4 separate regions of the Mus musculus genome follow, and all the other regions are linked to region 1. A link is a loop called in an ENCODE intact Hi-C map of the cell type or tissue named here. Cell type or tissue: heart. All regions are shown on one strand. Each heading gives the region's core, and the rest is flanking DNA. Links, peaks and the distances in the headings are about the cores only. Region 1 holds the start of Ptbp3 (polypyrimidine tract binding protein 3). Region 2 overlaps Ptbp3 (polypyrimidine tract binding protein 3). Region 3 overlaps Ugcg (UDP-glucose ceramide glucosyltransferase). Region 4 holds the start of Ugcg (UDP-glucose ceramide glucosyltransferase).

Region 1 (7,985 bases), core at 1-5,000:
TACTATTTTAAAAATGTTATCCATCAATACTGTTCTGAATACAAAAAACCATGGTAGAAATGAACATGAACGAACACACAAACACACAAGAACATACATGAACACACACACACAGGGATGGGGGGGGGGAGGCAGAGAGCTGGGATTCGAGGAGGAACTAAAAATATGTTGGCTAGTATGCTTTGTTTTTTTTGTTTTTGTTTTTTAACTACTCAGAATAAAGGAAATGGGCTTTTTGCAAGCTGTGGGAAAATGAAATTTAATAAGCTTGCCTGGGGCATAGGTCACTATATTAAAAGCGACACTCTATAAGATAATGTGTGAAAACTCCTATGCAGCTATACCAAAACTGGCCTCTTCTATAGCTTCAGTTAGCAGTTTAGCTCCATATTTCCTAAAAGAAAGCTACACATCAGTTCTGTATTACGTTACTAATCAATAGAGTCATAATTTCCTAAAGGTATGTAAACTTGCCTTTGCATCAAGTGGTATAAACTTCACTGTTTTAAACAATAACCATTCCTTTTTTTCCTTGTGGAGTCCTGAAACTTGTATTCATTTCTCTGAAACGTAAGCCTGATAAATAGCTGATACACTAGACTTTTTACGAGTGTGTAATAGTATCTTTGCTGGTCCTGATGTACAAAACAACATTTCCCCATTTGAATGCCTCCGTCTGCATCACCGGCTTCTTAGCTTTAATTCCACAAGCAAGGCAAAGTTCTTAAAAACTATCAACAAGTCAGTTTGGGAAGGCTAGGGCAGAGAAGTATGAGCAGAATGAATGAGGTGGTGTGTGTGTGTCTATGTGAAACATTTTAAAACCTGTTACTTTGTAAGCCAACTAAAAAGGTAATTTTTAACAAGATGTAGTAAGTAGCAAATGCTCACTAAAAGCCTATGGATTCTCTGTTCTGGATCAGATAAACCGTAGATGCTGAATAAGGGTGACTATTCCTAGTCACCCTTGCCCCCCACCATTGCGCTGTGGGGGAGGAGCTTGCACTTCACAGTGAAGAAGCGAACAGTCAAGCCCTTTAAATCTCACCACACAAAAAGCTAACTTGTTTCCCCACACCCGAAGTTGAACCTTCTGAAGACGAACACTTCATAGCCCTTCCTGAACTGATATAATGGCACTTATGGCATAAATCACTGAAAGTTATTTCACACGTAAAATGAATCAGAGTCGGGTAATGAGAAGCCAATGCTCAAGGTGAAGCGTTCGCTCGCAAAGTAGCTCCCATTAAATAAAAATACTTTAAAGAGCATCACAACCATAAATCAAAATCTAAAATTGCACTTTGATATCTGCAGCAGTGTGCAATCTGCATTCAAATGAGATAAACCATATATCACAATATTGTGAAATTAAGATAAACGAAACCTAACGAGGGCAAAAATTGTAAAATTCTAGTGTCCTCACTTAAACACGTATGATCAACTACGCGGCAAGTTACTAAATGTATTTTACTTTTCAAACAAGTTATATGCTCCACCATTCCGCAGTTTATAGAATCCTTGTCAACAAAAGTCGGCGGGGGAGGGGGTTAAGGAACAACTCAAACGGCAAAGGTTTAAATAAATAAAAGGTGGAATTTCTAATTGACTTGGAGTTGTTGGTGGTTTTTTTTAATCTTGACTATATGACCCTCAATTCACGCTTTTTATTAAAATACATCAGGTCCTGCCCCATGTTCCAGAGTTCCCAGAGAAATTACGAGCTCGGAAAAGGTGACTGTAAATCTTTTTTTTTTTTTCTTTTTTCTTTTTTTTTTCCCCCTTTTAGTCACAGACCCCATTTAAACCGAGCAGTTGAAAGCGCCCGGAAATCTACACTTACACAATATCTGACATCGCCCGAGGCGAATTCACGAAGTTTCTTGGGGGTGGGGAACGAAGAGGAAGCGTCCCTGGTGATAAAGTGCAGACGCTCGGTATTTAGAAGTGGTTAACGTATCTCACAGCCCAAATCGGGAGACCCCGCCGGTTCCGAGACCCGCACGGGCCCGCAGTTCGAGACCCGGTCGCCGCCCAGACGGCTGTCGCCGCTCGCCCGGGCCCGCCGCCGGGGGAAAGCTCCGCCGCGCGCCCCACCCCACCGGTAAACAGCAACTCCCCGAGCGCCGCGGCCGCCTCAGCCTCCGCCCCCGCCAGCGCCGCGCACCATTTTCTGAGAGGAAGTGTGGGGAGTCCGGCCCGGCACCCCGGCCCTGGCTCGTCTCTGCTTCCCGAAGGCGCCCCGAGGCTGCGAGGGGCGGACGTGACGGGGGCGCCGCGCGCAGGAAGCGGAGACCGCGGCGGACAGACCCCCGCGCTCCCAAGGTCCCTGCCGTCGGGCTTAGCCCCGGGCCGCTCCTCCGCTAGCCGGCGTCGCGCCCTGCTCCCCGGCCTCGGCGGGACGCGTCGCCGAGAGGAAACGAGGCCAGCGCAGCCCCGGAACGGCCACCCGGCACTTACCCATCCATGGCCCAGATGGAGGAGCGCGTTGTGCGGGGATTGACGGGCTCACCGCGGGCGGAGAAAGCGGGCGGCGGCTCCGGGAAACCAGCGAGCGGAGCCGCTCCGCAGCTCCGGCCGGTCAGAGGTGGAAGGAAGAGTGGGAAACAGGGGCGGGGACCGGGCACGCTCTCGCCAGCGCCGCGCCCCCGCCCTCCCGGCCCGCGAGCGCGTTCCCGCCTCGCCTGGCCCCGCCCCCTCGGCGTCGACGCCCTCCCGGGGCTCGGCTGGACTCCAGGGCGCCCTCTTCCCGCCTTCGCCTCTTTGCCCCGCCCCGACACCACCACCCCCGCCCATGCCTCCGCGCGCGTGCGCGCCCCCCGCCCAGCGTCGCGCCTGCGTTCGCGGGAACGCGCGCCTTGTGCTTCCCGCTTCGCGACTCGCCCTCCTACAAGCCCGCGGGCCTTCCGGCTCCCGGGACTCAGGCTTAGGGCCCTGAACGGTGCTGGCTAGAAAAGCCTGGGGACCCCAGGGAACTTTTGAAGCAGAGCAGAGTTACTACTGGCGGGCGACACTGCTGGCAGCACGGCAGGGGACCCGCGCGACGTCCACGGGGCAGGGGTGGACAGTGGTCTTTCCGGACCTGAGAGCAGCGACGGTAGCCTGTCCGCCAGACCCTGACCTCCGAGACCTGCACTGGACGGATAGGTGTGGTTGGGAAAGAAATGAAGTAGATGAGACTGCCCAGGACTGAAGTCCATCTTCACTTTCACACGGTTTTAATCTGAGTGCTTTTCTACCCAACAATCAAATACTAAAAGAAACTTTCATTGCATAGCTATTTAATGGCCATTACAATGCCAGTATTTTATAAGTTTATTTATTCATCCTTCCGCGGGGCGGGGCTGGGGGAGCCTGATTGGAAAGGATTAATGTTTTCCCAGGTACGCGAGAGATCTCCGAAATTTCACAGCCAGAAAATGTTTTGTTTGCACCAAAACCCTTTCCTCTAGTATGAGCAAAACCAAGTTACACGTAAAACGTAAAACAGCTATTTAGTACATATAATGTGTATAACTAGTGAGAACACACGTTCCCCCTCTTTCAAAGCACATCTACTTCTGAACGAACGGAATGCTTTTTCAATTCACAGATCATTGAAATTTGAGCCATTTAAGCCATGTCTTCAAAGTCTGCCCACACCATTTCAAAGGAAGTAACAACTTCAATCTCTTTCCTGATTACCTACTTTAAAATAAGTAGACACTTCTTTAAAAAAAAAAAAAAAAAAAAGTATAACCAGCTTGCAATTCAGGAAGGTCATTTTTAAAGAAATTTCAGTTCCCCTTTTCAAGAAGATGTCAAAAAACATTTTGTATGTTAAATCTAAACATTAAGTTTAGAAACATTTCCACCCTACATTGCCACATGGGATTTTAAAATAGCAACTTGGTATATAGGCACATAACTGTGCCTATAATTCCTACCTGAGTTTAAGGCTACCTTGAGCTACATAGTATGTTTCAGGCCATCCTAGGTCACAGAAAAATAAAGTAATAATAAAATGTCAGAGAAAAGCAGCGGACCAGGTGGTGATAGCACATGACTTTAATCCCAGCACTCACTCAGGAGAAGAAGGGAGAGGAGAGAAGAGGAAGGGAGAGAGAAGAGGAAGGGAGAGAGAAGCAGCCGATGGAGTGTTCTATTGCTGTATTTGAGGTATATTTTATAATAAATTTCCCTGTTTGTTTGTTTGTGTTTGTTTTTAGTTAGTTGCTTGGTTTTTCAAGATAGGGTTGAGATCTCTGTGTAGCCCTGGCTGTCCTGAAACTTACTCTGTAGACCAGGCTGGCCTTGAACTTTGACATATGCCTGCCTACTTTAACTATTTTTAATTACAATATTTTAATTTACTTCATTTTAATACCCCATAGTACTTCATGATTTAATGTGCCATATTTTATTTAAGTTTTTTTCCAAAATAGTGGATGCCTAAATTATTTGTAGCTATTCAAAATAATTAACAATGCCACACAAAACATCACATAGCTATGACCACATATGGTTACATCTATGGAATATAATATTATAGATAGAATTCCAGAACAAAGGGTATAAGCACATCAAATTTGATAAATACCATGAAGGTAATTCTAAAACCAATATGCCAATTTACAAGGTTTTTAAAATAATGACTGTGTAACAGCTCTAACTGTCCTAGAATTCACTTTGTAGCGCAGTCTGACCTTGAACTCACAGAGATCCCAAGTGCTGGAATTAAAAGTGTGCAGCAGCATGCCCAGCAATTTTTTTTAATTACGTATATTAAATGTGTTAGTATGTGCATATGTGAATGAAGTGCTTGTGGAGAGGCCAAAAGAAGATATCAGATTCCCTACAGCTAAAGAGACAGGCCACCTGAGGTTCTCAGGTGCCAAGAACCAAACTAGGGTCCTCTACAAGAGCAGTAAGTGTTGTCAACCACTGGGCTATCCCTCCAGACCCAGTTGTCACTCTTTAAAACTAATGAAGTCGACCTGAGACTCATTATCTATACCAAGTCACTGTAAAAAGTCTATGATTCAGCAGGGCGTGGTGGCGCAAGCCTTTAATCCCAGCACTCGAAAGGCAGAGGCAGGCAGATTTCTGAGTTCGAGGCCAGCCTGGTCTCCAAAGTGAGTTCCAAGACAGCCAGGGCTATAAAGAGAAACCCTGTCTCGAAAAACCAAAAAAAAAAAAAAAAAAAAGTCTATGATTCAAAGACTATAACCCTGAATAAAATTAACAAAACTGTACTTTATTTCCTAGACAAGCCCAGCTTTATAACAGAAACCTAGAGAACTGAAAACAGTTTATAAACAGAAGACAAAGTGAAACATCCCCTTCTCCATGCCCCTTTGTCCTAAATTCAAAGACTTTATGGGATGATCCCTTTGAGTTTGTGTGTCACTCTGATTCAAAACAGTAGACAGGGCCTGGGAGATGACTCAGTCAGAGAGACGGCTGTTTTACAGTCATGATGGCCTCATCAAGCCAAATCCTGGAGCTCCAGGCTCAGTCAGAGACCTTGTCTCAAAAACAAAGTAGAGGAGGGTGGAGAGATGGCCCAGTGGTTAAGAGCACTTGCTGCTCTGGAGGACAGGGCCAAGCCCCAACACAGTGGTTCATAACTGGCACTAATTCCAGTGGAGTATTCTATGCCCTCTTCTGACCTCTGAGGGCACCAGGCACACACATGGTGCACATACATACATGCAGATAAAGCATCCATCAAATAAATAAACCTATCAGCCTGGCATGGTAACACTATAATCCCAGCACTCAGGAGACAGAGTCAGGCAGATCTCCCAGTCCAAGGCCAGCCTGGTCTACAGAGTGAATAGTATGCAGGATAGCCAGGAAAACACAGAGAAACCCTGACTTGAAAAACCAAAAAGTAAATAAGTAAGCCATACACACACACACACACACACACACACACACACACACACACACACACACACAAACACACACCAAAAACAACAGCAACAACAACTGACAGAGGGTAGAATGCAGTTTGCTTCTTAATGCCCATGTTCTAGATTTTAGGTATTCCCAGACTCTAAATAACATAGAAGACACTTGGTCTTTCGTAATTTCAACCAAAGATTCTGGGTTTTCAGAATGATTTTACACACATGACTTTGGTATAAGCACTTTATATATACTATTCTGTCTTCTTCAGGCCAAAGAGGATAATCTCTGCAGATTACTGTATACTTTGAAAAGATAGTTCTAAATAACTTAGCTTACAATTTCTCCCCTGTGATTTTGTTCTGGTTTGCTTAAGAAATCCCCCCCTGAAACTTGTTTATCTGATAAGAGACACACCCCTCATTATTATGTTTACACAGAAAGTAACCTTTGAACACTCGCCTTAAGCTATTCTGCTATGCAGTGGTTAGTTAACATTTAACCCACATTTGTGTTTACAGGTAAGCCTTCTTAAGGTTTGAAGGGAGAGGGTACTCATACAGATCTTCACATGATAAGACTGTATAAACTTCAGATGCCCACCCAAATAAAAGTAACAAATATGTGGACGCACCGGTGGCCGTTTCCCGCCTTTGATGATATGCTCTCGTCAGATGGCACCATTGGAGGAAACTGTGAAGGAATCGCAGGGCCTTGTTCCAGTATCTTTTATATTTCTGTGCACTACAATTATTTCAAAATGATAGTTTTAAGAGTTCAGTGTTATCTGATTATTCTTTAGTATTTGTTATTGGTTCAGTACTTAATACAGTAGCAACTTCAAAAGCTTAGGCAAACACCATTTGTCTCTATTCTTCCTTTTCAAGCTATCTGACTGTGGTTGTCAAGTGAGCTTGTACTAGCTGGCACATACAGAAGCAGATAGACTCTGCCTGTTGTGTTTAATAGACATTAGCCCTTCTTCAAGCTTCTTCCCACTATGGTGGAGGTGCTTTCAAAGCGCTTCTTGTGCATTCGCTGCAGATTACTCTGAGAGACAGTTCTAAATAATCTACTTCCTTGTGTTTTGCTTCTTGTTTCCTTAAGAAATTCCTCCCCTGAAACTACCATGAATAATGTCTGCTTTCCTCATCTTGTGACTACCCCAGTGCAATCATCTGCACGTGGACAGCACCTGGTGCAGAGGGCTCCTCTGTCTACACTGAAGGTGCTGTTATCTCCTGTCACTATAGTTAATGTCCAGCCCTTCCCAGAACTTGCTATGGACATTGTGGTTTCTATATGAAGCATTTTTCCAAAGAGAGAGGAGACTTTGTCCCCTGTCTTTTTTTGTCATCCTATACCACAAGGGCCCCTGTGTTGCCAGGACAGCCAGGGCTATACAGAGAAACCCTGTCTTGAAAAACAAACAGAAGAAGAAGAAGAAGAAGAAGAAGAAGAAGAAGAAGAAGAAGAAGAAGAAGAAGAAGAAGAAGAAGAAGAAGAAGAAGAAGAAGAAGAAGAAGAAGAAGAAGAAGAGAGTGTGTGTGGTGTGGGTGTGTGTGTGTGTGTGTGTGTGTGTGTGTGTGTGTGTGTGTGTGTTTAGATGGTTTGCCTGCATGGATAGGCATGCACTGCTGGCATGTCTGGTGCCCACCACGGTTGCCAGAAAGCATTGGATCTCCTGGAACTAGAATTACAGATAGTTGTGAGCCAGTATGTGGGTGTTGGGAATTGAAGCTAGGTCCTCTGAAAAGAGCAACCAATTCTCTTAAAGTTACTTTAAGTTATTGGGTCCCCTGAGAATCCGTTTTTCAAACTTCCACATCTTTAAACAATACTGTTCAGATTCCTTCAGCTAGAATCTGCTGCTTCTGTCCTACAGTTATAGGACTAGAGAGGAAGATTACAAAGATAAAAATGATGCATATTAGCACTGAGATTCATTATGGCTGAGATTGACTTTAAACCCCCGATCGAGATGACGTTTATGGCTTTTTTTTTTACTGTAAAGTGGTCTTCTTCCTCCCTCCCTCCCTCCTCTCTCTCTCTCTCTCTCTTTCTTTCTTTCTTTCTTTCTCTTCATCCTTTTT
Region 2 (5,000 bases), core at 1-5,000, 52 kb before region 1:
CAGGTGCTCAAACATCTAACCAATTTTATTTATACTATGTACAAATGGTACAATTCTAAAACAGAAGGTAACAACTGTAATTAACTAATAGTTTGATATAAAGATGTTCACAAGTGTATGAATTGAAACAAGAAGTCAAATGAGTCAATGATTTCATCCTTCTAAGTCATCAGCTACTTCTGAAGGCTTTTATAAGCAGATATAAGATGTTGCAACAAAGGCTTGTTCAACTAATTCAATAATTATAAGGCACTTTTCTAAGCACTGGCAAAAAAAAAGTGGGGGGACAACAAAATTTTCTGCTTTATTAAGACAATAAATTGGCAAAGGGTACCATAACAAAAGTATTATAAGAAAAATGAGAAGAGGAGAGAGGGCTGAGGTTAAATGGAGCCCTACTGAGAAAGTAGGAAGGTGGTTAAGGTCAGTCTTGCTGAAATGTCTTCTGTTAAGAGAAATAAAAAAGCTAGGCCTGGAGTATATGCCTTTAATCCCAGCTCTTGAAAGGCAGAGAAAGGTAACTTCTGTGAGTTAAAGATTGAGGCCAGTCTCAAAAAAATAAATAAGCAAAATAAAAAGGAGGAATAAACAAGAATATAGGGAATATTTCTAACAGATCTGTAGTTACCAATGCTAAATTACTTTTATGTTTTCCAGAGTGAGGGTCAAACTCATTCCAGGGATCCAGCTGCCTCTGTCCCCCAAGAGCTGGGAATTAATGTTCTGCTTGCTGCTATATACCACTGTGCACCTGGTTTCCAGAGGCCAGAAGACCATGTGAGATCTCCCAGAACTGGAGTAACACAGCTCTTCACCTTCTGTGGAGGCTGGGAATCAAATCTAGGCTCTATGGAAGAGCTGCCAGTACACACGACAGCTGAGTCCTTTCTCCAGCCCCTCTAGGTGCTTTTGGAGGCTGTTTCAAGCTGAGAAAGAAAGACTCACCCTGAATATAGACGGCACCATGTCCTCTTGGACTGAATAAAAAGAAACAAAGGAGGAAGCCAGCTTGACACCTAGTGTATTCTCTGCCTCCAGATTGAGGACACAATATGGCTGGTTGAGTGGCCCCTGCAATCACTGTAAAATCACTCTGACTGCCTGGTCTTCTCTGACTATGCACTCGAACCCTCAAATCCTTCCTTAAATTGCTTTTGTATTCTGTTACAGTATTGAGAAAAGTAATTAACACACCAAGATTACAGAACAGCATTAGAGCAAGATTCAAACCAGCCCCAGCGCCTCTAGCTTTAACCACTCTATCTCTTGGATGATGTGGTGGTTTGAATCAGAATGGCCACAATAGGCTCATACTACTTGAAAAGTGTTCACTGGGGGTGGATTTAGAGGTGTCAAAAAGCCATGCCACGCCCAGAGTTTCTCTTTGCCTAAAGTTCAGGATGTAGCTCCCAGCTACTGCTTCAATAGCTGCTTGCACGCCACCATCCGCTGCCCTCAATGCCATGATAATGGTGTCTCTTCACAACAACATAATAATGACTAAGGCAGAGAGGGATGAACGAGGTACAGTGTTGAGGGAGAGGACTTAAGTGAAGGAAGACTCCTTAAGGAGGAAGCGTCTGAGCTGGACATCAGCCTGACTTTGTAGGTTAAGGAGTATGGCAAAGCCAAGAAACACAAAGGTAAGTAAAGACAGGGCTAGCCGGGAGGACAGATAACAGATGGGCAGGGCACCAGAAAGGCCAAGGTGTTACAGGCAAGAATGCTAGGTACCAAGGATGAGGAATGGTGTAAACATTTGTCTGTGGGGCCTAAGGAGCTATGGTAAAGATTTTTCTTTTTCCAACAGCACTGGGAAGAACTAAACAATGACTTTTGTAACTAAAGACTGAGAGTATTAATCCAACTGATGGTACTGAGAATTGAAAATAGTCCTGCTCACCCAGGTCTCTAGGAACATCTATAGGAGAAAGTAAGTCTTGTTAGTTTCCGGGAAAAGGTAACTAGACTGTTAGGCATGACCTCATGACACTGACTAACACACCTGCTGGGTGGTGGCAGTGTTGAGTCATAGGTTTAAAAGTATCTTTTATAAGAATATAAATTACCACAACATTACAGAAGCAAATGCAGACACTCTGCTGATGGATCACATAGGTTATTATCTTTGTGAAATAAAATAAAAACCAGTTACAATTCAAGCCTTTGACTGTTAAGTGCTACTTTGTGCAATAAACAGAAAACAAATTTAACAGAACAATGCAACCAATCATTGAACTACTGAACCACTTTTAGGAAAAGACAAGGGTGTCTACGAACATCACCATTTAAGTATCTAGGAAATGCTTTACAGGTGTACTTATTTTCAAACTGGTACTCAGATAATTATTGAAAGGAATAAAGTAGTCCTACTAATTAGTATATTTAGAATTTACATGCATAGCAAAGAACACTGGAAGTAAGTCTCAGTCCCATCATAACTGATATGATGATGGGCAAGTAAAAGGATGTCTAAGGGCTCTAGACTTTATAATTTTTGAATTCAGATACATTTCAGTTTGGTACACACACACCCTACAACTCTTCATTTAGTCATATAGATCCAAAGGTACGTGTGTCGCTGTTTTCAGACACACCAGAAGAAGGCATCGGATCCCAATAGCAATGGTTGTGAGTCACCATGTAGTTGCTGGGAATTGAACTCAGGACCTTTGGAAGTGCAGTCAATGCTTTTAACCACTGAGCCATCTCTCTAGCACCGAGGGTGAATAATATTAGCAACTGGGCTAGAGATTTGTCCACTAAAGAAATTAGTGTTACTTTTAAATTATGTTGCAACAAATTCTTAGGACAAGGGCAGAAAGCATATACAGTCATTGGCAAAAATACCACAAAAAATGGTCTCTAGCCTAGTATTGACTCTGCCATGTGGTTCTTAGTAATCACAGTTATGCAGATCTACAATGAGTAAGAGTAATAAGGGAAAAAGAAGTACAAAATGCACAGTTTGAAGAGAAGATGACAATAAGAGCCCCAGGAAAGGAGCCAAGGCTTGTGCTGAAAGAGGTAAGATTAAGGGGAAATGAAAGCCCTGAAATGCACCCATCAGGCTACCAACTTCTATAAAAGGCATTAGGAATTTTCTGCTTTGGTAAAAGCAACAAAGAAAATCTGCTGCAAATGTGGTTCAAGAGGGCCAGGATCCATCTCAAAGCAAGCACCTAAACATAGCAGCACCATCCAAGTGGTTCTGGCTTTAGAGTCATGAAGGATCCAACAATAAAGAGGTTGTGAAATCTTCCAGAGTATAGGAGAACCACTTATGCCAGGCATGTCCCTACACAAAGGCCCTGAGAGGACAAACAGCTTGGGCTGCACTGGAGATGCCAAGATATTAAGCACGCCAGAGTTATGAGGTATCTACAAAGGAAAACTGTGCATGGGGAATGAAACCAGGCAGAGGAAGAGATGTATCCTGCAGGCAGCAGAGCTGGAGGGATGGAGTCATCTCAGCCCTTCTGACACTGGACGCGGAGCTGTAGGGTTTATAGAATTTGCCCTGTTGAGTTCCAGTCTTTCTTTGGTTCAGTATTTCCTTACTATGCCTCCATTCTTTTCTTTTCTTACTTTCTTTCCTTACTTATTTCCTTACTATGCCTCCATTCTTTTCTTTTGGAATGGTAATGTCTTACACGCGTTCTCGCGACCGGCCAGGAAGAACGCAACAAACCGGAATCTTCTGCGGCAAAAGCTTTATTGCTTACATCTTAAGGAGCCAGAGAGCAAGAGTGCAAGAGCGAGGGCAAGAGCGCAAGAGCGCAAGAGCTTTATTGCTTACATCTTCAGGAGCAAGAAGCAAGAGCCAGAGCAAGAGAGCAAGAGCCAGAGAGCAAGCAAGAGCTTTATTGCTTACATCTTTAGGAGCCAGAGAGCAAGAGAGAGAATGGCGAAACCCCGTCCCCTTTAAGGAGAATTATCCTCCGCCTAGGACGTGTCACTCCCTGATTGGCTGCAGCCCATCGGCCGAGTTGTCATCACGGGGAAGGCAGAGCACATGGGGTGGAGAACTACCCTTGGCACATGCGCAGATTATTTGTTTACCACTTAGAACACAGGATGTCAGCGCCATCTTGTAATGGCGAATGTGAGGGCGGCTTCCCACAGTAATGTATGCTCTGTGCTACTATATAATTTGCTTTTTGATTTTACAAGGGACTACAATTAGGGACTTCCTTGAGTTTTAAAAGGGACTTTGAACTTTGGACTTTTAAACACTGTGGTTCAAAGCAGCAAGGATCTACCCAACACAGGCAGCTACCACACAGTGCCTAGCCCCAGGGGTTCTCCTTAACTATAGAAGATTCCACAACCCCTTTACTCCTGTGTCCTTCATGATGCTAAAGCCAGGACCACATAGATGACACTGCCATATTCAGTTGCTTGCTTGTGACAAGGCCTGGCACCCTTAAACTATATGAGACTGAAAGAAAGACTATGGGGACTTTAGAAAGTAGATGAAATGACTTTATATTATAATACAGCCACAAGTCTACAGTGGCCATGGAGATGCCATGGAAGGTTGAATGAGAATGGCTCCCAAAGGCTCATGTTTGATACTTGGTCCCAAGTTGGTGGAACTGTTTGGGAAGGATTAGGAGATATGGCCTTATTGGAGGAAGTCTGTCCAGTTTTACCCTCTAGAAAACTGTGTAATTAGGGGACTTTCCAATTTGTAAATATTAAATACTATTAGCCCTGATTTAGTGGACTATCTTTGATAAGACAGTTTAGATGCAGTAATGAATGACTACAAAGATTATACTGGATTACAAGTGATTATCTAACACAATGCGCATCATAAATGCATGTCTATATTGAAGTTTACTATATATATCTTCCCTTCAGAATTAAAAAATGTATTTATGTATATGTGTGCCTGTGGATGCATACACATTCATGTGTTCAACAGTACAAGTGGGGAAGTTAGAGGAAAACTTTCAGAAGTAAGATCTCTTCTCCTGCCATATGGGACCTAGGGA
Region 3 (8,068 bases), core at 1,563-6,562, 350 kb before region 1:
CAGTTGTAGGTGAAATAGGAACTGATTACATCAGTCAGTCTGTTTACATCAGTCTGTTAAAGATTTCCTAAGGAATCAGTTGTCTTGCTAAAAAATAATTTTACATTCAGTTCTGCCCTTTGGTGAATGCAGAGCCCAGGGCTAGCCAGGGTTGGCTTACAAATATAAATGCCACAGAGGGTCCCTCTTCTCTCTCCATCCACAGTGTTTTCAGATACTGAATAATTTAAAGGCTAGGGTCTGCTTTGAATGGGAATTGTGTACAAATAGGGAATGGTTCATTACTTCTGGTGGCTTTTGCCTTCATGGTATGTTGTGTATTTTTTAGCATTATCTGGTAGGTCCTTCTTATGAGCTCCCTTTGTTGGTAGCCATCAGTAAAGCATCACTGTCAGTTTCCTGTGGACCAAGTTAATTGTAGCTTCACCAGAGGGTTAGTTTTGTTTGTTTGTTTGTGAGGCTGGTATTGAGATCTCCTGCTGGCTGACTCTTTTACATTCTGTGATATTCGAGTCCATTGTCCATTGGGACACTTTGTGCTTTCCTATACGGTTAGCTAGCTCCCTGTTATCTCTCTTTCTCACCGGAACCTGGTGTCAGCAAAGTTACAGTTGCACTAAGATAGGCTTGAGCGGCTGTGAAGCACATTCAGATGCCCATCTCGAAATGCTAAGAGCTCCGTGGCAATAACATGAGTCACGACCCGACCCACACTGATCATAAACACAGCAACAGCCTTCCAGAGTCCAATTATGTGTGGCAGTGATGGCGGCCACTAATCGTTGGGGATAACTGTCATGGGCAAGCTGATCCCACAGTCAGCCCAGTTTGATGTGAAATATTAACAAGCACAGTGTGGAACACGGGGGAGAAATTCTGGCCTTGGAGCACTTGGTTTATTGGAATCACACAGCACAACTTATAAAACAAAAAACAAAACAAAACAGAAGGAGCATAGTCTGGAGCTATGAAGCCAGGTGACCTTTGCCCTGGAAGGCTATATACTCTGGGAAGCAAAGGAGGTGTCTCGCCTTGTTTAAGATTAGTCTGCCATCCCCCCACCCCACCCCCCAGGGCTGCTCCCTCTCTTCTGGGCTTCTATCCTGCCACAGCTTAGCCCAAACAAAATTGCAAGGGGTGGGGGTGGGGGGACATCAAGTCAGAGCTGTTGGTGAGTAAGTCTGAAAGATGGGAAGGCACAGAGGATGGGTTACAACCAGGAAAGCCTCAACTGTGCTTGCCAGAGACTTGGATGTCAGGGTGAGGCCGACATTCAGAAGCCCCCCTCAGTCGGGGGGAGTTGGGGATCAGGTCGAAGCACATGGAGCTTCCTGCAGAAGTCTCCTCCTGCCACCCCTTCCCCTGCTGCTCTGAAGAGACCCACTCTAGTTCAGTGGAGAAGGTGGGACTCCAAAGGCTGTTCCTTCTTTCTGCCCATGGCGTTTGGACTCTACTCCAGCTTCACTGCCCTGCAGCTAGCAGGGCCAGCCTTGCCCACGGCGCTTATAAATACCTCCCTTCCTGGCCTTGACAGTGGCCTTGCCTCAATAACCTGAATGCCTTTGTTATTGTTTGAAGGTGACACTAGCTCCCAGTTGGAAGCTTTAGTCTGGAAATAATTTCTCTTGAAAAAGTATACCTTTTTTTTTTTTTTTTTTTTTAGAAAATTTACTGCATTTAATAGCTCCCAAATTGCCCACTTAAGTTTGCTCAATAAAGAGTGAAACCAAAGCCACTGCCTAACTGTATAATAGGACCATTCACTCCGTGCTCAGTGTATTCTTGAAGTTGTAATAAAAGCTGATTTATGAATATTGAATGGATATATTTGTTAAAAGGGGAGATACTTCACTAGAAAAAGAATATTGTTAAGAAGCTAGGGCCAGGGCTGGTGAGATGGCTCAGTGGGTAAGAGCACCCGACTGCTCTTCCGAAGGTCAGGAGTTCAAATCCCAGCAACCACATGGTGGCTCACAACCATCCGTAACGAGATCTGACTCCCTCTTCTGGAGTGTCTGAGGACAGCTGCAGTGTACTTACATATAATAAATAAATAAATAAATAAATCTTAAAAAAAAAAAAAAAAAGATTGTTTAAAAAAAAAAAAAAAAAAAAAAAAAAAAAAAAGAAGCTAGGGCCATGCAGTGGTGATACACACCTTTAATCCCAGTACTCTGGAGATAGAGACAGGTTGAACTATGAGTTCAAGACCAGCCTGGTCTATAGAGTGAGTTCCTGGACAGCCAGGGCTATACTGAGAAACCCTGTCTCTGAAAAGCGAAAAAAATATTATTAAAATCTGTATCAGAGCGCATACTTCCCCTAACAAGAGCTAGCCTTCCAGGTATTACAGTAGTCGTGGAGAGGGGCGCTCACCTCAAGGGCAGTAGAAAGCTGGTGGGTAGTCTCTGCTCCTGAGGACTGTACTAGACTGTACTATGCAGTCTTTCTCTCTCTCCATATCCTTTACAGAGTGAGATTAGCTTGGACTTGCATACTAATGAAGAATTACCTTGAATATTGTATCTGCTATAGGACAGATATTATCCTGCCTGTGTCTCAACTTCTTCACCTACCAGGCCTAAATGAGGGAGTTTTTTGTGGTTTGGGGACCCAACAGCTGAGACAGGTTCAAAAGATGGCAGGTACACAGAGTTGGGACTCTGCAGAGCCTCTGTCTAGAAAACTCATCTGTCTTAGAAGAGCTTTGCACAAACCAAGCTCCGCACAAACCACGCAAACCAAAGAACACTAGCAGGCCGTTCTTAACTCGTAATAATTTGTTATATTTAATGTTTTTTAATCTCATGCTTGTATTGTGATACTTTCGGATGTCCACAGAACATTTGTTTACTGCAGTGCTGGGAATTGAACCCCAGGCCTCACCTATGCAAATACTCTTCCCCTGAACTATGCCCCCTAAAACTTAGAAATTGAGGTTTTAGACCATATTTTCACTTACTGTGTTTTTGTTTTTGTTTTAGAATGATTTATTTAGTTTATGTATATGAGTACACTATAGCTGTCTTCAGACACATCAGAAGAGAGCATCAGATCCCATTACAGATGGTTGTAAGCCACCATGTGGTTGCTGGGAATTGAACTCAGGACCTCTGGAAGGGCAGTCATTGCTCTTTAACCACTGAGCCATCTCTCCAGCCCCACTTACTCTGTTTTAATCATTTAATCATTTGTGTTCTCTCTCTCTTTCTCTCTCTCACACACACAATCTATTTAATTTCTGTTTTTCTCTCTTCCACTGTTTGACATCCTTAAATTTAAAGTCTCTGAACCCTGATAATTCAGAGAAGTTGCAGGTGGCAGAAAATGTCCTTGAATGCCAACACTCATCCTTTTTTCCCCCCATTTGTTTGTTTGCTTGTTTGTTTGAGTTGTATTTGGTATTAGCTGTCATCAAATGTTTATTTTCAGCCAGTATTTCTGGAACTACCCTGCCAGGTAGACACCATTATGCACACATAAAGAAACATCTTGCCCACGGGCACACTGCTAGTGCTCTGAGTTAGAAATCCTGGCAACCTGCCACCAGCTCAGGCTTCAAAATCGGCTCAGCTGTGCACTGCCAGAGGCAACCTAAAAATAACCCGGAAGTGAACTGAAGTGGACCACGTGGTGGCTATGGGACCTATCTGACAGTGGGTGACAAGCTCCTCCCCTTTCACAGAACATGTGCTGTCCCTCCGACTCATCTGTCCATCTTACAACTGCTACTCTTGGGAAAGTCCCACCTCCCGCCTTTTCTCCTTACAGTCACCAGGTCTCTGGGGTCTCCGGCTCGGCTCTCTGCTTTGCACTTTGGAGTGGCAGGGAGGAGTTTGGGGACTTAAGAAACCTCAGTTGCCTGGTTCTCACCCCTGGAGGTTCAGCACCAGGAGTTTTTAAGGTCTGTGGGGGATTTTGATGAACAGCCCCTGGTGGCTGTTTACCCACAGGTGTGTCCTGCACCTGTCACCTGTCTCTCTCCACTTCCTTCACTTCTCCACTTACTTCAGGACCCACAGTTTGCCCTCACCCTTTGCCTTGGCTCACCTTGCTTGGCATCACGTATCAGTCTGTCCAGTTGTCCTGGATCCATCCCGTGGCTTTAGCGTCTCAGATTTCAGGATCTTGCAGAGGGCGGTGGCCTGCCATGTGGACAAGCACTACTTCACATTCACGGCCTCGGGTCCCGGACTGGCAGCACTTGCTGTCTGTGTTTAGTGCTGTCTGTTGCACCTTCTGTGTCGTCATCATCCTACCATATTTTTGGCAGATAGTTTGAATTTTTGGCTTGTGTTGTGGATCCTATCAGGCCAATGGCGTTTTTTTCTTTTACCCTCTGACTAGCTCTTTGGCCCTAATCTGTATATGCAGACATTATTACAATTTCCCCCCAGGAAAGTCCTGTCCCATCTCCTGGTCCCTTCTCAATTCTGTAGTTTTAGGAAAACAACAGTTTCACGATTGTTATATGTCACCTCCCATTTATTTATTTTTCTTTTTGTAAAGTTTTTAAAATTATGTAGTATTTACTTAGTGTCATATGTATTTGGGGATGCCATGGTAAACATGCAGGGGTCAGATGGGCAGTGTTCGAGAGTCAGTTCTCTTTGTTCTATGTGAGTCCCTAGGTCTGCACCCAAGACTGTCAGTCAGTCTTGGCAATAAATTGCTTTTTATCTCCTGAGCCATCTTGTTGGCTCTAGGTACTTAGTTTTTAAATCTGCTTTTAGAAATCTGCCTACTTCTGGGCTGCATCTGATGCCTCCTAAGAGTGAACATTTCATTTCCTGACCTGTCTCTTTGGCAGCATCTATTGCTGTTGTTTAAAGAGACCTCAACATTTGTTTTTATTTATGTGCTTGTGCATGCCTGCTTGTTGTGTGTGCCATGTTCATCTTATGGCTGTCACCACAAGTTCCTTGAGTCCAACCCTGAGTCATCAGATCCACACGATCTCTCCAGCATGGTCACGCAAGCCCTGTGCTTTCTTGATCTGCATTTTCTCTCACCCTTCCCTTCCTGTGTGCCTTTCTGCTGGTGTTTTAAACTATGCGGCCTTTCTTTGCTTTTCTCCTTCTGGATGGTTAGAGCATCTCACCCTGCCTTCCACTCCCCTGCCTTCTGCCCCACTCCCTGTACTTTGCTCTTCCAATTTAAAGCACACACACACAATCCCAGTCGTCATCTGATTTGGGTCTTCCCTGGTTATTTCTTGCTGTCTTGTCAACCTTGCCTGTGAAATGGAAGCAGAGTTCACAGTGGGGAAGAGGCATCGGCACATTGGGATATGCTAAAGTGTACTTTGTATTTCACAAGTTGGGAATGGTGAGGGCAGTGGAGTGGACCACACACTCAGGCCATACCCAGCAAAACCCTTGTCCTTCACCCACCTCCATGGTGGTTCAAGAGTGCTTTGCTGGTGGTACCCTGTTTTAGCACTAATTTGACCAAAGTGAGAAATACCTGCTCTAAGCACTTGGAACCACTGTGATTATAAGCACACACGGGAAGTCTGGTGTCTTAGAAGCACAACGACAATGAAAAGCAGACCTTGAGTCCCTGTGACATCCCCAGGCTGGTTTCAGTGTCCTGATTTAGCCACCCATTCTGTTTTACCAGGGTTTTGCATGCCTGGCCATTTTTACAAGATGGAGACATTTTGAATTTCACTTTCCTGAGTTCTGGGTATTTTCCTGCACTCAGCTCTGTCTAAATGCAGGAACTGTGCCTGGGCTCCCAGGCCAGCACGTGGCCAGGAGGTGATCTCAAAGAAGTAGTGGGATGGTTGTGGCACTCTCCTCCTTGGAGCCTGTGTCTCCCTTGACCTAGTAGTGCTCAGTGTCTGTAACCAATCTTTTCAAGATTTTGTCAGAATGTATTTGGGTGGGAGGGCAAATCCAATTTGTGTTTCTTTATTTTGTCCAAAAGTTGAAGTCCAGAGGGAAGACTTGGGTTTCTGATGCTTTGTTAAGTTAAAAGAGAGACTGCATGCTGTTTGTAATAGCCTCAAACTAAAAGCAACCAGGTATCAATAGCAGGTAGATAGATGATGCATGCACATTAATAGAAGGAATTCTGAAATGAGGATGAATAAGCTATAGACCATCAGTAAACCATTAATGTGGGCAAATCTCACTCTAACATAATGGTAAACAAGAGAAGCCCTATATAAAAGGGAATTGGACATGCAGAGGGGGTTCTGGTAATGCTGTTATTTATGACCTGGTCACAGGCTGCAGGGAGTTCTATCTTAGCAAACTCCTTGAGGTGTTTATTTATGTCACTTTACATTAGTTACCAATAAAAGCAAACAGTGTGAAAAATGGTCAAGGACAAGCCGTATGCAGTAGTGGTTCTGCAGAACTGGGTTCCCAGCGTGAAGCCCGGAAGGGGAAAGTGCCATCGAGAGTCCCAGCAACCATCAAGTCACCTGCTCCAAGTTGCTGACAACTGAGATCACTTTTGAGGCACCACGCGAGTGGTCTATTTACACTATTTTGAGAAATAGAACTGTGGATTTGGTTTATGACACACTGGTCCCCGTCTAAGGAGTTCTTTCTGTATGGGAGAGGTGTGATAGACAAAGGTACCCTCTCCTAACTCTAGACGTAGGTTTGTTGACATGTCTGAGTTGCGTGGAGTATTTGTACAGTTCTCTCCTTTAAACTACAAGTCTCTGACAGTGTCTGTTCATCATGTGTGTGTCTGTATTCAAGTACAAACGGTAACCTAGCATACACTGGGGCTCAGACTCTGTTGTTCAATAAAAGAATGCCAAGCATAGTGCTAAATCTGCATGGTTTTGGTTAAACGGACATTCTTTTGTGCTTTTGATAAATATTTCAAGTACCCCACACCACAGAGCTTTGTCAGTTATATTACATAAAGTCAAAACTGTGTTCTCCAAAGTGGGATTGCATATTCTAGGGAGGGTGTACTCCGTATTGACCCCTTGGCATACAGAAAGGAGTATGGCAGGGACTGGCTAGGCAGAGAGAAATGGTAGTAGATGAAATTATTAAGGTTCTAAACTGTGGTTTGGTTTTAATTTTGTGAGAAATTTCTGATATGGCCTCTAACAATTCTTTTTATTCATAAGCCTAGACGTGAACAGTACTGCATTATCAATATAAATATCCCGAGAAAAAAAGGAGGTGTATAGTCTTTTTTTTTTTTTTTTTTTTTTTTAATTTTCAAGACAGGGTTTCTCTGTGTAGCCCTAGCTGTCCTGGAACTCACTTTGTAGACCAGGCTGGTCTCAGAAATCCACCTGCCCCTGCCTCCCGAGTGCTGGGATTAAAGGCGTGTGCCACCACACCTGGCTGAGGTGTATATTCTTAAAGCAAGATATCTTTATAAAAAGAGGGGAAAGGAAGTAGAGCTTATTACTCTAAGCTTATGCCCAAATCTAAAAGTTGCAAGACTGTTTTAGTTCAGAAGGTCCCTGCTGCTGCTGCTGACTTAATTACAGCCTTCCAGATACAGTGAATTATTAGGGGACTGAGTTTGTATATAAATTGATTGTTCAGCACATTCACATGAGAGATTTAAGACAATGTCTTAGCATGAAATGGACCAATAGGAATGAATCACCAGATTTTATCAGTGTAGGGATTCTTCAAACTAAAATAACTACCAGATGATTCATGTCGCTTTTGGGTAGATACCAGCAGGCATCCAGGTCAGCATATAGTAAATAAATATACCTACAAACTCATATTTATTGAGGTATATTTGCAAGAGTCAAGCTACAAAGCCTAATGAGTTATCCATCAGCAGATAAATGGATAAAGAAAATATGGTATACATTTTATTCAGCCTTAGAGAACAACAGAATTGCAACATTTGCAGGAAAGTGGGTGGAACTGGAGATCATCGGGTTAAAAGAAATTAACCAGACTCAGACAAATACCATTTTTTTCTTGCATATGCAGAATCAGATGATGATGATGATAATGATAAATGTATGTGGGGGTGCATTGATCACTGCCCAGATGATCACCCCATTATTAGGGGGAAGGTTTTTATTGTGAATAAGAGAATATCGGGAGCAGACAGAAAGAAA
Region 4 (8,068 bases), core at 1,183-6,182, 360 kb before region 1:
TACGTTTTTGAAACTTCAAATGAAACTTCAAATGTACTCAGTGTCTAGGAAGTAATTTTTCCGCACGTAAGTTTGGAAAGCTTTTCTAAGGATGAAAATTCACAACAGACGTCTTAAAACAGTAACAGTAAGGAACCAATTACTGCTACCATTCTTTAGGGTTGGTTTTTGAAGACCAGGTTTGACTGAGTGTAACCCAGGTCAGCCTCTCACCATCTTCCTGCCTCTGACTCTCAAATACAAGGGTTACAAGCGTGCACCACAGTCCCAGCTCTGAACTGTGATTTTAAGGATGTTTATTGAAATATTAAAAGAAAAAAAAAAACAATGCTGACAAAGATAGGAGATGTAGTCAGTGAGCGCTGGAATGCAATGAGTGCTGTTTATCCACAGGTGGGTTTTCTGATGGTCGTCCCTGTTTGACCAGGCAAAGTCACACATCAGTCCTTTGAGTCCATGCTGGGATTAGACTAAAGGCCTTGAGACTGCCAAGCAGGTGATCTGACCCTGAGCTATACCTCTAGGGCTTGTATATCTTTACTCACTTCTCTGAATTAATTTTGTGGGAGGGACGAGGGAGATGATTGATGTCTTTTTCTCTTTTTAAAAAATACTTTTTAAAAACTTAAGAACAAAGAAGAATTCTGAGCAAACTTATTTGTGGCTTTTGTCAATGTAGAATAGTTCATTTATGCACTGAACAAAATATTTTAGTGCTTACAAGGTAGAGTTAGTGGATCTCATTGATCTTAGTTCAGACTTTCACAGCATTTCCTGTTACATATATTTACATAATTCATAATACCTAAGTCATGAGACATGATGTGAGTTACCTATTTGAATATATTTAATACATATGTTTATATAGTATACTACATAGCATATGTGTGTGGAGCATTCACTATTTTAAAATGTCTTTTAGAGTAGTTTTAAGTTCACAGCCAAACTGAGCAGAAAATCCTGCTTTCCCACACATCCCACTATATCCCTCTCCAGGACTTCTCTACTGTCAAAATCACACACTCGTGTGACACATTTGTTACAATCAATGAAGCAGCACATCGTTACCACCCAAAGTCACACTTAGTACTAACATTCACTCTTGGTGTACTTTCCCATCCATGACAAGTGTATGTCATCGACCACGTGGATCATACACAACAATTGGCAATCGCTGGAATCTTTTGTTTTTTACTTTGCCATTCTCAGAGTATCAATGTTGACATTATAAAGTATGTTGACTTTTTAGATTGGTGAATGAGAAATTTCTTTAAAGATGATATTTTCCTTGTGCTGGAGGGATGGCTCAACGGTTAAGGGCACTGGCTGATCTTCCAAACCTGTGCAAAGCAAGATCTACTTGGTACTCACAACCATCTGTAACTCTAGTTCTGGGGAAATCAGATGGGGGAATCAGACGCCCTCTTCTGTTCTCCATGGATACTGCATGTCCGTCCTACCAGGGTCTTTTTGAAAGATTAACAAGTGCTCTAATAGCTGAGCCAGCCATCTTTCCAGCCCCTAGAGCTCTGGTTGGAAAGCCAGGTTTGAGCAGACTAAATTTAACCAGATGAAGTGCAACAAAGTTGATCATTATTCACTTATACCCAGTTACACCAACTTTCTTTGTCCTTTCTGTGTTACCCACCATACTGCATGGAATCCTTTGCTGTAAAGGTCTAGGAAAGATTTGGAAAAAATGAAAAATGCTACAAAATGCTCAAATTGAGAAATTCATATCCTTGACCAAGTTCAAGGAAGTATTGAGAACACACAGCATTGTTTTGTATATGACTAGCAAACACATTTTAAGAAAAAGAAACCTGGCCTATTATTTTTATTTGTAAGATGTCACTGAGTGTGAGATGCATTTCCATTTTGGATTCTTGAAAATAATGGATTATTGAAAATGTGTTAAGAATGCTTTAAAAGTGGGCCTTAGAATTGATTAATCACAATCGTGGCATTTAAAACCCTGTGCTATTATTTCTATGTATGGATTCCATCCTGCTGTAACTCTATTAACCAGTAACTCTCAACAACTGGAAATTAATTTCGAAGCATGGTTCTTTCCCACTGATTTTTCACCAGTAGAACAAAGGACACTGCAAACCTTAAGGATTTTTTTTTTTTCCTTTTTCTTTTTTCGAGACAGAGTTTCTCTGTGTAGCCCTGGCTGTCCTGGAACTCTGTAGACCAGGCTGGCCTCGAACTCAGAAATCTGCCTGTCTCTGCTTCCCAAGTGCTGGGATTAAAGGTGTATGTCACCACTGCCCGTCATTTTTGGATTATTTTTTAAAAGTAACTTGAATAATAAACAGTTTAAACACAGAACAATTGTAAACAATATAGATGTATCCAGGCTGAAGAAACAAATGGAAACATTTACTACTAGCTTCTCCCAGTTGCGACTTAAAGTTAGAATACTCTTGTTTTTCCACCACAGGGATTCATTGAATTTGCCCAGCCTGGCCTGGAACCTGTGTGTTCAAGTTCAGGTAATTCTCCTGCTTCAGTCCCAGAAGTAACTGGGCTACATACAGGCTTCTCACACAGCCTAGCCTTCATTTCCCCATTTTCAGTATCGTGCACATGCATAATTAAACGTTTTAGTAATAGCAACATTTAACAGCTTTTTAAAAATGGAGTAACGTAATTTAACCCAGTATGACTAAAATCTATCATCCCAGCAAATAATACAAGATTTATGAATGAGATGGTTTGTCAGCGGTGTACTGGCAACACTTAACAGCCTAGCACTGCTCGAACTAGCTACATTTCCATAACTCTCTTGGCTACATCTTAGCCAAATTACACTCAGCTGCCCTAGAGAACGCACAATCTTGCGCGAATTCAGCATCAAGCGATTCTTCCAATTCTGAGTTTGGGGATTCCTTAAATAACACAGTCTCTTGGCTCCTCCGGATTTGGCCAAGATAAAGTGTAGAGGCGGCGCGTGCTGCTTAGAGACAGTGCAGGGGGGGGGGGGACCGCGGGCGCGGGCGGCGGCAGCGGTTGGTAGCTGCCGGGCGGCGAGCACGCGGGGGCAGCTCCACCCGTGGGCGCGCGGGCCGGCACCGAGGCGCGAGGGCGCCGCCCCGGGGGCGGGGGCACGGGCACCGGGCTCCAGAGGGCGGGGCAGGGCGGACCGCATCGTGCCGGGATTCGGACGCCGGCAGAGAGCACGGACCAGAACGCAGAGCCGCGGCGAGCGAAAGGGACGACGGCGACGGCGGCGGCGGCGGCGGCGGCGGCGGCGGCGGCAGCGGCAGCCCAAGGGTCTGGACCACGGGAGCCCGAGCGCGCGGCAACGGCCGCCTAGAGCGCGCAGCGCGGTCAGCCTGCGCTCGCAGCACACCAGCGCGCGCACGCTAAGGGGTGCGCGGTGCCGAGCGCGCGCCGAGTGGCCGGGGGCGCGCAGGCCCTGCCCGCCCCTTCCGTCCTCACGCCCGCCGCCCCGCCGGCCCTTCCTCTCCCACCTTCCACTCGCGGCCCGCGCCCCGCACCCGGCGGCCCCCGCGTCCTCCTCCCGCGGCAGCGCTGTCCGCGGCGGCCGGAGCGGGCCGGGCCGGGCCAGCGGGCCGGGGGATGGCGCTGCTGGACCTGGCCCAGGAGGGAATGGCCTTGTTCGGCTTCGTGCTCTTCGTGGTGCTGTGGCTGATGCATTTCATGTCCATCATCTACACGTGAGTTGGAGGGTCGGGGCCTCGGGGACGAGCTGGACTGGCAGGCGTGTGTGCGGTGGAGGGTAGCGTTTTGCGGGGATAGAGAAAGCTGATCCCCAAACGGCCCCCTAAATCGGTCTCCTTGGGGCGGTGCGACGCGGGGTCCTGGAAAGGGAATCGCGCTGGAGTCGCGACCCGACTCCTGGGTTGCAGGCGACTACCGAGCTCTAGGAGAGGAGCCTGCTTCTCTGTCTGGTGGAGGGTTGTCTACTTGGTTTGATTGTGTAGGAGATTCGTGTGATTTTTCTTCCCATCTGGGCGAGGATGTATGGTGTATTGTGAGGTTTTCCGCTCCCTCCGCGCCGGCCACGTCTCTATTATGGAGATGGTCCTTTACACTCTTCCGGGAGCTGATCACCACCACCCCAGGCTTCCCAGTGGATTACCTCCTTCCTAGAAGAGCTATGTGTTTAGCTAGGTGTGTAGCACCTGCCCGCCTTGAAGAAGGTCCGTCTCCGAGCCAGTGTTATAAAGCATCGAGTCCTGTCAGCGTGGCATTTCAGTATCATGTCTTTATTTATCTTTTTTCCAAGTCTTTATGTATTGGCTTGTTTGGAGTTACATCCTTAATCTGTTTTCCACACACATCTCTTCATTTGGCAGGTACCTCCTAAGGCCTACTAGATACCACCTGGAGTTGGGCTGGGGACATAGGTGAGAAAGCAGGACAAAACTCCTGCCCTCATGAAGCTTACATTCTAGAAGGATGAAACATGATAAAAATCTAAATAAGGTTATTCCCTATAAAGCTCATGACTAAAACAGAACAGAGTGAAGGGGCGGAGAGAGACATGACATAGGTGGCTGAGTTTTGATCCATCAATGAAATGTCTTTAAAATGAAGCCTGTTTAAATGTGTAGAGATGAACTCACTTGGCATTTTAGCCTGAAAGAGGAGGGAGGAAATTTATTTTTATTTATTTATTTATTTATTTTAAACTACCAGATAGGGATAGGCTAGAATAGGCTGTATGTTAATGAAAAACAGGGAAGGACGTTAGGCAGTTACTTTTTTTTTCCACTATAGAAAACATGTGCTTTTCTCCGATTGGTGTGCCATTTCCTGACGCCGAGAAAGACAACACCTGTATAAGATAAGCAGACAGGGTTTTGTGGGGTTTTTTTTGAAAGTGAAAGAAAACATACCCCGTTTGGAATTTAGAAATGTAAGCAGTATTCATTTTAACTACATGGGCTCTTTAAAAAGCAATAGTTATTTTATCAGGAATTTAGACAGTACAGAAAGGAATAAAGAAGATAGTTATAACATACTAAAACGTTACCTTGTTAACCATTTTTGCCTACCTTCCCAATTAGGTATATATATATCAGGCAGAAGAGGAGAGAGGAGATTGTACCATGTCATGACTGTTGTTCCATGGCCTGCTTTAAAATCTCCCCTACTGACTAAATGGTGTTTGATAAGCAGTACAGGGCACTGTTCTAGGTGCTAGAAGTTAAGCATGAAGAACCAAACACCCCAAGGCTGTTGCTTGTCGGGAGCTGCCTGCAAAGCAACCTGACTATTGTTTTTCTCCTATCAACAAATGTGTGAGCTCTCTCCATTAGTGTAGGAAGATGCATGGCATTTTGGCTTCTGAGCTTTTAATATTCATTTATTGTTTTTGGTAGGCAATTCAGTTGATTTAAGCAACACTTAAAAAGAAACAGTTATATTTGTATTTCTTAGCTTTTTCCTGTGCTGGGAACCAAACCCAGGGCCTTCTGTATTTTGGGCAAGTGCTTCATCCCTAAGATATATTGCTAGTTCCTGTGATGAATTCTTTTTTTTTTTTTCCCTCGAGACAGGTTTTCTCTGTATAGCCCTGGCTGTCCTGGAACTCACTTTGTAGACCAGGCTGGCCTCGAACTCAGAAATCCGCCTGCCTCTGCCTCTGGAGTGCTGGGATTAAAGGCGTGCGTCACCATGCCCCTGCTCTGTGATGAATTCTTATACATGCATCTCTTTAAATCACATTTCTTAGGGGGAAAAAGTATTGGACCAGAAATGATACATCTTTTAATCTTTGTTACAATGTTGCCTTATAAAATGTGATAGCTATTCCTAGTCCTGGCCGTCAGGTGATGGGTATTTCCCTGTTCTGTGTTCCTTATTCTTCACTATTTCTTCTGTTTTGATTTTCATCCATGTAGTTATTGGTTCCACTAAGTTGCTTTTCAGATATGTATATGATAATTTCATTTAGTCATAAATTATGTGGCTATAGTCTTTTGCTTATACTGCAGTCTATTACCAAGCTCCTGTGCTTTTGTGGAGGTAACTCCTATGTTAATCTGTCACATGCTGTTGCTTCTCCTGTCTATTTTATTGTCTCTCACCTTGAAGCTAGACAAGTGTTCTGCTTTATGTTCCCTTTTATCGTCTGCATTTCCAAGTATTGTATATATTAATTATATGTTTGTTAGTCTGTTTTCTTCTACTGTTGTGAATTTTCCCTTTTAATTTTCACATACTACACTGTGATTTTTCTCAGCATTTTTCTTAATTTTATTTTTTTATTGTTTTTGGTTTTTGGTTTTTGGTTTTTCGAGACAGGGTTTCTCTGTGTAGTCCTGGCTGTCCTGGCTGTCCTGGAACTCGCTCTGTAGACCAGGCTGGCCTCAAACTCAGAGATCCACCTGTCTCTGCCTCCCGAGTGCTGGGATTAAAGGCGTGCGCCACCACCAACCGGCTCTCAGCATTTTTCTTTGTTATATAACGAGATCTAGAGCCCTAGTTAATAATCCTTTTCTGAGATAGGGTCTTACTAGGTAGCTCAGCTTATCCTGGAACTCATAATGTAAACCAGGCTGACCTTGAACTCACGGAGATCCATCTGTCTTTGCCAGGGTTCTAGAATTAAAATCGTGTGCCAACCATGCCTAGTTATAATTTTACATTTTGGAGCATAGTACAAATATTAGCTTTGTTGAAGTGCTGTAAAAAAAGCTTTGTAATAATTATTATTTTTTTTAATACTCCAGGGTGTTACCTTTAAATGTTAAAACATTGTGTGTGTGTGTGTGTGTGTGTGTGTGTGTGTGTGTGTGTGTGTTACAACTTCACAAACAACCTGCAAGAGTTAGTTCAATTTTTTCCCTTATACCATGAGGGGGCTCGGGGCTGGGGATTGAACTCAGGTTATCAGGCCTGGTGACAAGCACCTTTACCTACTGAGCCATATCTCCTGCCTCAATGTTACCCTTTTTATACACATAAGAGCATATTCTGGGTTGAGAGTGCTGGCACACAGGCAGGTAGATTTCTGAATTCACGGCCAGCGCGGTCTTCATAGTGGGTCTCAAGGCCAGCGTGGTCTTCATAGTGGGTTCTTCTAGGACAGCCAGAGTTGCATAATGGAGAGATCCTGTCTCAAAACACCAAAATCAAACGAAAGAAAAAAATTTCCTGGAAAGAGATGTGCAAATCAAACACCCAAAGTGTCTAGATCTCATTGTATAACAAAGAAAATACTGAGGAGGAAAGTCACAGTGTAGGATGTGAAAATTAAAAAGGAAAATTCACAACAGTAGAAGGAAACAGACTAACATATATAATTAACATATATAATACTTGGTGCATATCTGTAATCTTAGCACTTAAGGCTGAGACAGGAGGATTGCAGTGAAGGCTAGCCTAAGGAATATTATAAGACCCTGTGTCACAAAAACAAAAACTTTAAGGCAAATAACTAGCAGTCAAATTTGTATATAGATTCAGCCGTACTCTTCCTGAAGTTTCTGATATTTGTTTGATAAGCTAGTTAGTTTCTCTCTCTCTCTCTCTCTCTCTCGTTTCTTTCTTTCTTTGCAGTCTGGTCTCATTGTCACTTTTTTTTTATGTATGGTTTCATTAAAAAAAAAATCGTTTCCTAGTTTGATGGGAATTGTTTTCAGGTGGAGAACAAGGTTGTTGTTGTTGTTGCTGTTTTGCTTGCCCTCTCCTAACTGGACATGTAAAATTGCAGTTGAGTCTCAGCATTTAACAAAGTTAAAAAACTATGGAAATAGTATTTTGTTTAAAATGCTGTGCAGAATCATCTTTATTTTATTAAAAGGATGTATTTTCTGAGTATATGTTCTGTCTGCATCTCGGCTGTCCTTTTAAGACAAAGATGTAAGCAGATGTTGGTGCCCTCTCCCTGAAAACTCGTGCTTGCCGCTGGCTGACGAGCAGTTGCCAGGCTTCTAAACACCTAGCTTTGTATTGGGTGTCAGGTCAGCAGGAGGGCCAGCTCCCAACTGTTAGAGAAGCATGAGCAGCATCAATACGCAATAAAAATGTATCAATGGCACCTGCTGAATCCGTTCTAGTGTATCTTCTTCTAGTTAGAGAAAAGTCT

The links. A loop is a pair of places that touch in the nucleus more often than their neighbours do. Peaks named below come from ENCODE experiments on the same cell type or tissue, not always from the same donor. Only the 100,000 strongest peaks of a DNase experiment are listed, where the experiment ranks them.
Region 2: a loop joins it to region 1, with 2.0 times the contacts of the local background. A loop is called at or near these places in 2 of 42 quality-filtered maps.
Region 3: a loop joins it to region 1, with 2.8 times the contacts of the local background. A loop is called at or near these places in 12 of 42 quality-filtered maps.
Region 4: it touches region 1 in a loop (14-fold over the local background); 12 of 42 quality-filtered maps call a loop at or near these places.

The regions. Positions count from the first base shown.
Region 1 is chr4:59,546,688-59,554,672 of GRCm38, forward strand. Ptbp3 (polypyrimidine tract binding protein 3) reads right to left here and starts at 2,677. Exons shown (of 14, transcript NM_178164.3): 1 at 2,461-2,677. In heart, for the core only: no CTCF peak of the experiment used is centred there; DNase peaks (open chromatin) are centred at 2,164 and 2,764; H3K4me3 peaks cover 3,013 bases; H3K27ac peaks cover 1,801 bases.
Region 2 is chr4:59,495,006-59,500,005 of GRCm38, forward strand. The region is part of intron 5 of Ptbp3 (polypyrimidine tract binding protein 3); the gene reads right to left. Among named protein-coding and RNA genes, the nearest start is that of Ptbp3, 52 kb to the right of the region's middle. In heart, for the core only: no CTCF peak of the experiment used is centred there; no DNase peak of the experiment used is centred there.
Region 3 is chr4:59,195,901-59,203,968 of GRCm38, forward strand. All of the region lies in intron 1 of Ugcg (UDP-glucose ceramide glucosyltransferase), which reads left to right. Among named protein-coding and RNA genes, the nearest start is that of Ugcg, 10 kb to the left of the region's middle. In heart, for the core only: no CTCF peak of the experiment used is centred there; DNase peaks (open chromatin) are centred at 3,621 and 4,111; H3K4me3 peaks cover 429 bases; H3K27ac peaks cover 821 bases.
Region 4 is chr4:59,186,056-59,194,123 of GRCm38, forward strand. It overlaps Ugcg (UDP-glucose ceramide glucosyltransferase), which reads left to right and starts at 3,495. Exons shown (of 9, transcript NM_011673.3): 1 at 3,495-3,686. The coding sequence starts at 3,589. In heart, for the core only: a CTCF peak has its summit at 1,435 (motif pointing left); DNase peaks (open chromatin) are centred at 3,276 and 3,376; H3K4me3 peaks cover 2,931 bases; H3K27ac peaks cover 2,116 bases.